Regions from separate parts of the Homo sapiens genome. Here region 1 is linked to region 2. Evidence: read pairs that join two places in POLR2A ChIA-PET (ENCODE). Cell type or tissue: Caco-2. All regions are shown on one strand.

Region 1 (2,500 bases), 660 kb before region 2:
TTGCCTCCGTCTCTCACTCTGTCTTATGCCCTTTCCTTTGCCTTATGTCAAATTCTTTCTCTGAGGAGGCAAGAATTGAGGTTGCTGTAGACCCGTATGGATTTGCTGCTCCTAAGAGTGTTTCCTTTACTGCAGTAAGCAATGAACTCAGCTTTGTCTTATCAAGAGGTTGTGTCTGTGGTATTAGCGGAGCCAGCCTTTGACAGATGTTACAATTGGTTTAAAGGAGAAGTCAAACCACAAAGACTTTTATAGATCAGAAATAATGAAATAAATTTGCAAGCGACTGCAAAACTGGCTTTATTGTCGGGGGAAGAGACAGGTTCTCTCCCTAACAGACAGAATTTATTTTCATGTCTATGGACAAAATTACTGAATGTAAGTACTGTAATTACTACAGTACTTAGATAAATGACTGTAACTTTATTAGGCAGTAATACAGTTACAGAGCTCCCATAGAATCAGAATCAGATTATCTGGAAGGTTATACCCTAGACAATGCATAGTTTTCCATTGAAGCATAAATTTTTCCCTAAACTAGGTTCTGGGTGTGCTGTTCTAGGGGATTTCCCAGACATTATTGCGTTTAATCTTTACCACACCCTACAAGATGAATATTACAATTTCCTTTCTTTCAAAATGAGGAAACTGAGGCTCAGTGAGGTTTTTCAAAAACCACAAAAATGCTCTAATAACGTGTAATATATTTTGGTTAATGCAAACATCATATACTGAAAGGAAAAACTAAAAATTTTTGAATGGCAAGGAGAGAATTACTGGGTGTCATATGGCTGGTGTCATATGGCTGGGTGCTATCCAGTACTTTAATTTGGGTTCTTTAAGTTCATAGTAGTCTGCGCCTTTCACTGTCTTTGAGCTATTTTATAACTCTGTAAATGAAAAAAAAAAAAAAAAACCATAGTAATGTAAATGATTCTCATCCACAGTCAATGCAAATGAATGTTTGGTGGAGAAAACCAGTCTTGCATCTATTAACAAATGCATTTCCTCATTGCTGGGCATTTCTGATTGCCTACATAGGCGTCTGGTCTTTGAATTCTCCTTTGAACCAGTTTAACACCTTAGGGTTTCCTCATTAATTGGTGAATAAAATAAAACCTTTGACGTGTTCATTTTCTATTTGTATGACAGTCATGATTTTTACTCTTTAAGAAAATGTCTTTTAAAAAACAGTCAGAAATGACTTTAGCTGTGGGGCCACTTAATGTTTTGGGCCATAGGGAAGGTTAGCAGCTAATCTAAGGCTCTCCCTGCTCTGAAATTATTAGATTTTATGACCACATACCTGACATTCCTAGAGTTGCATGTTAAGCCATCTATTGTTTTCTTTCCAGAGCTATCTGATAGCACAGGCTGTCTGTGAAATACAGTCTGAGCAATTAGGCCTAGCTAACGTCTTCCTGACTGAAATGCCAGTACAAATATCTGACAGAAGCATGTGATTGAAAATAAATAGGGGCCAATTAATGGGAACTAATTTGGTATTACAATGGAAATAGGTGACCTAATGCATTCTAATTCCAGTTAAATGTGACTAATTCCAGTTAGTGTTTGAATTTCAGATACAGTTAACTTTAACCACTTGAGTCCTTGGAAGTTTCACAGTTATCACTAGTTATGCTGTAGAAATGTCTAGATCTTCACATGTTACCCTTGGGGCCTTTGTGACCTGGTAACTCCTGCTTCACCCTCCTGAGACCTGCATCATTAATTACTCATATAGTGTATTAAAGCTGAAATTCTTAGGTTAAAGGCATCAAAAAACTCAGATGTTTTCAGAAAATAGAGTATTAATCAGGGTCTTCTTTGCTGCAAGTGACAGGAAAGTCAAACTAATTTAAGTAAAAAAAAAAAGACTTTGTTGGGTCACATGGCAACAGTCCAGGGGCAATGTGAGTTCAGGTATAGCTAGATCCAGGGGCTCCAAACATGTCTTCAAGACCTGATATTTCTCCTTCTCTGTGTTCTGCTTCCTTTGGGTTGATTTCCTTGCTGATGGCCGTCCTCTGCTGATGGCCTTAGGTTATTCCTGGCTTGCAGGGTTGCTTCCCCAAGACCAGTGGAAAAGAGTCTGGTTCTCACCAACTCTTTCCGGTTGTTCAAACAAAAGACTCAGGATTGGCTCCAATTGGACTGATTGCCATGGCTTGGATTACGTGTCCATCTCAGAACCAATTGCTGTGTCTAGGAGGATGTGATGTTCTGATTGGCTAGGTTTGGGTCACATGTCCAGGATTATAGCTCATGGTTGAACACCTACCCCTGTGTTCCACCCAAAGCACAAACAAGAACAAAAAACCAAACACCACATATTCTCACTCATAGGTGGGAATTGAACAATGAGAACACATGGACACAGGAAGAGGAACATCACACTCTGGGGACTGTTGTGGGGTGGGGGGAGGGGGGAGGGATAGCATTGGAAGATATACCTAATGCTAGATGACGAGTTAGTGGGTGCAGCGCACCAGCATGGCAC
Region 2 (2,500 bases):
TCCACTGTTATTTGGTCACCCAGCAAACTGTCATTTTTCAGAAACCAGGGCTGTCTCACAAACTGGCTTTCAATAAGGTGGGTTGCTTAGCAACTGCCAAGGAATTAAGAAGACAGAATAAGGTATCCGCCAGAGATATTTTATGACCAAAATGAGCTGCACTCATGTGTCTGGTTGTGTTCAAGGTAACCAAGTAAGAGATAACACCCGACTATTTTTGCATCATGAGGAAAAATACTTGGCTTCTGCCCAGAAGGGCAATTATCTCAAAGTCTTGGCAGGCCCCATGGTATGAGAAATGGTAACTGATATGGGGGTTAAAAAAAAAAAAAATCACTGACCTTCATAAATACTGATGATATGAGGATGGTTGAGAGATGACATGATCTCAATCTCTCGTCTGATGTGAACCATGTCTTGTTCATCCTTAATTTTGTCCTTACGAATGGATTTTATAGCAACCTATAAAGTCAGGAAATGAAATGTTATTCAGAGAGCTAAACAGATGCAAATCAGCCATTGGGGGAGTTTGGAAAATAAATACAGATGTTACTTGTTGGCAGAACTGACAATAACCAAAACAAAGCTTGGAAATGCCCCCTTGTCATGTCTTTCATACACAGCAAAAACACCCTTCTCCTGGCAACAGAAAACATCAGGTTTGACAGCCTGGGATTTGTGATGGTGGTTTTGTTTTTGTTTTTGTTTTGTTTTGTTTTTGTTTTTTCATAAAGCAGAGGCTGCTTAACATGGCCAGAGTCGTTTACTCGAAGAACCCTGATGCTTTGAAAAAAGAAAAAAAGGCAAGTTCAGTTTACAGGGTACTGATGATTAAACATGGTTAGGTGAAATTGGTACCACTCAGTTCCACTGTGCAGCTGCCACAGCAGTGGCTATAAAAAATCATTACTGCCTGGCCAACCTCGAGGCCAGCTCTGCCTCAAGCCTCGGCTTTTAAGACTCCAGGCTATGCTGTGTTTACGCAAGGGCTCAGAAGCGAATTCCTTCCTACATCCTTCCTCTTGCCCAAGCCACCTTCAATAGCACATGGTATGACCAGAGGGCTCTTCTGGAGACAAATCAGGGTAAAACAAAGGTAGTGACAGCTCATCTCCCTGCCCGGCCCCTGTCAATTCCCAAAGCTCAGTGCCAATGTTGCAAATGCAAACTGCAGAGACCTGCCAGGGCCAACACATGGAGCAATTACTCAAAAGAAACACACCGAGAAAAAGGCAATGAATGACAATAGGAACCTAATAAGGAAAAGTGTGTTCGCCAATGGATTCATCTTTGCTCATAAACAAGCTGGTCAGTAACTTAATCAGATTGGCTCTAAGGGGGCCAAAAACTACTTCAGGAAGGGAGTATCCACGGGTAACAAAGAAGCCCACCAATCAATTTGCTGCCGGATCAGAAAGCCTGCCTAGTTCCCTTCCAGGCTGGTCCTCTTGTGACCTCAACTCTCACCTGTGGAGGTCAGGTAAACTTTCCTAGGGGAAAGGCAGCTAAACCATCCTTCTGGATTATAAAGGCATACAGTCATCTGGAGCAAAGAAAGTCCTCATTATCAGCAGCCCACGGCCACACCTTGCCTATCACACAGTCAACCCCAGCCAGCCTCAGCAGGAATATATTCACTTTTAGGAGCACGTGCTACTTCTGACTTGTACCAGCTCTCCACCAAGCACTACAAACAAAAACATTTCTAAAATGCATCAGTCCATCTATGACTCAACAAGAACTGGGTAGCTGTTATGACTGTTTTTGCTATGTATTGACCTCCCAAAAGACAGGTTATGTCTGACTAGCAGCTCCTGGGATTTCTCCTTTGCAGTCCTTACCCCAGTTGTGATTAAATCAGCATTTGTGTCTTTACTTGACTCTACACTGGTAGGGATCTTATTCACTGCTTTATTTAACTTCCAGTCCTTAACACCATGCTTGGCATACGGTAGACCCGGGAAAACATTTAGTGTAGGCAGGTAGGCAGGTAGATAAAAAACGAAGGAAAGATGAAGGGAAGGAGGAAAGGAGGGAAGCTAGAGGGAGGGGAGGGTTGCTGTTATTAATTGATGCAAGCTCAGACCAGAGAGGTGGTAGCAGAACTGGGGAAAAAAAAAGGGGGAACCACCCCAGTTAAATAATACTGCCACGACAAGCATAATAGTAAGAAGATTAAGAATTCCTTTAACATCTATCTACACAGGCAATAGAGGAATAGCTAAACAAATATAAAACACAGGGGGCCCTGCTGTAAACCCAGGGGCAGGCTCCACCTCCCTTCGACCCTGGGTGGACCCATGGCTGGATAGAAGGAGGCTGCATGGAGATGAATGAGCCTTCCAGCTTAAAGGCCCCTTTTCAGCAGAGAGCCAGACTCAGAGCTACCCCAAGTCCTCACCACAGCCCCATTCAGTATAGGGCAAGAAAAACTTCCCTTCACTTACGTCAAATGTAAAGATATGACTGGATGGCTTTATTTTATCTGAGGAAGGGCTGT

Evidence for each region. Peaks named below come from ENCODE experiments on the same cell type or tissue, not always from the same donor. Only the 100,000 strongest peaks of a DNase experiment are listed, where the experiment ranks them.
Region 1: POLR2A ChIA-PET joins it to region 2 with 13 read pairs; 1 of 35 experiments calls an interaction of 5 or more read pairs at or near these places.

What each region holds. Positions count from the first base shown.
Region 1 is chr12:105,444,423-105,446,922 of GRCh38, forward strand. No RefSeq gene overlaps it. Among named protein-coding and RNA genes, the nearest start is that of C12orf75, 110 kb to the left of the region's middle. In Caco-2, no CTCF peak of the experiment used is centred here; a DNase peak (open chromatin) is centred at 1,379.
Region 2 is chr12:106,106,064-106,108,563 of GRCh38, forward strand. It overlaps NUAK1 (NUAK family kinase 1), which reads right to left. Exons shown (of 7, transcript NM_014840.3): 2 at 342-462. Among named protein-coding and RNA genes, the nearest start is that of NUAK1, 32 kb to the right of the region's middle. RefSeq lists enhancers at 814-1,559, 1,560-2,303, 2,304-2,500. In Caco-2, no CTCF peak of the experiment used is centred here; a DNase peak (open chromatin) is centred at 988.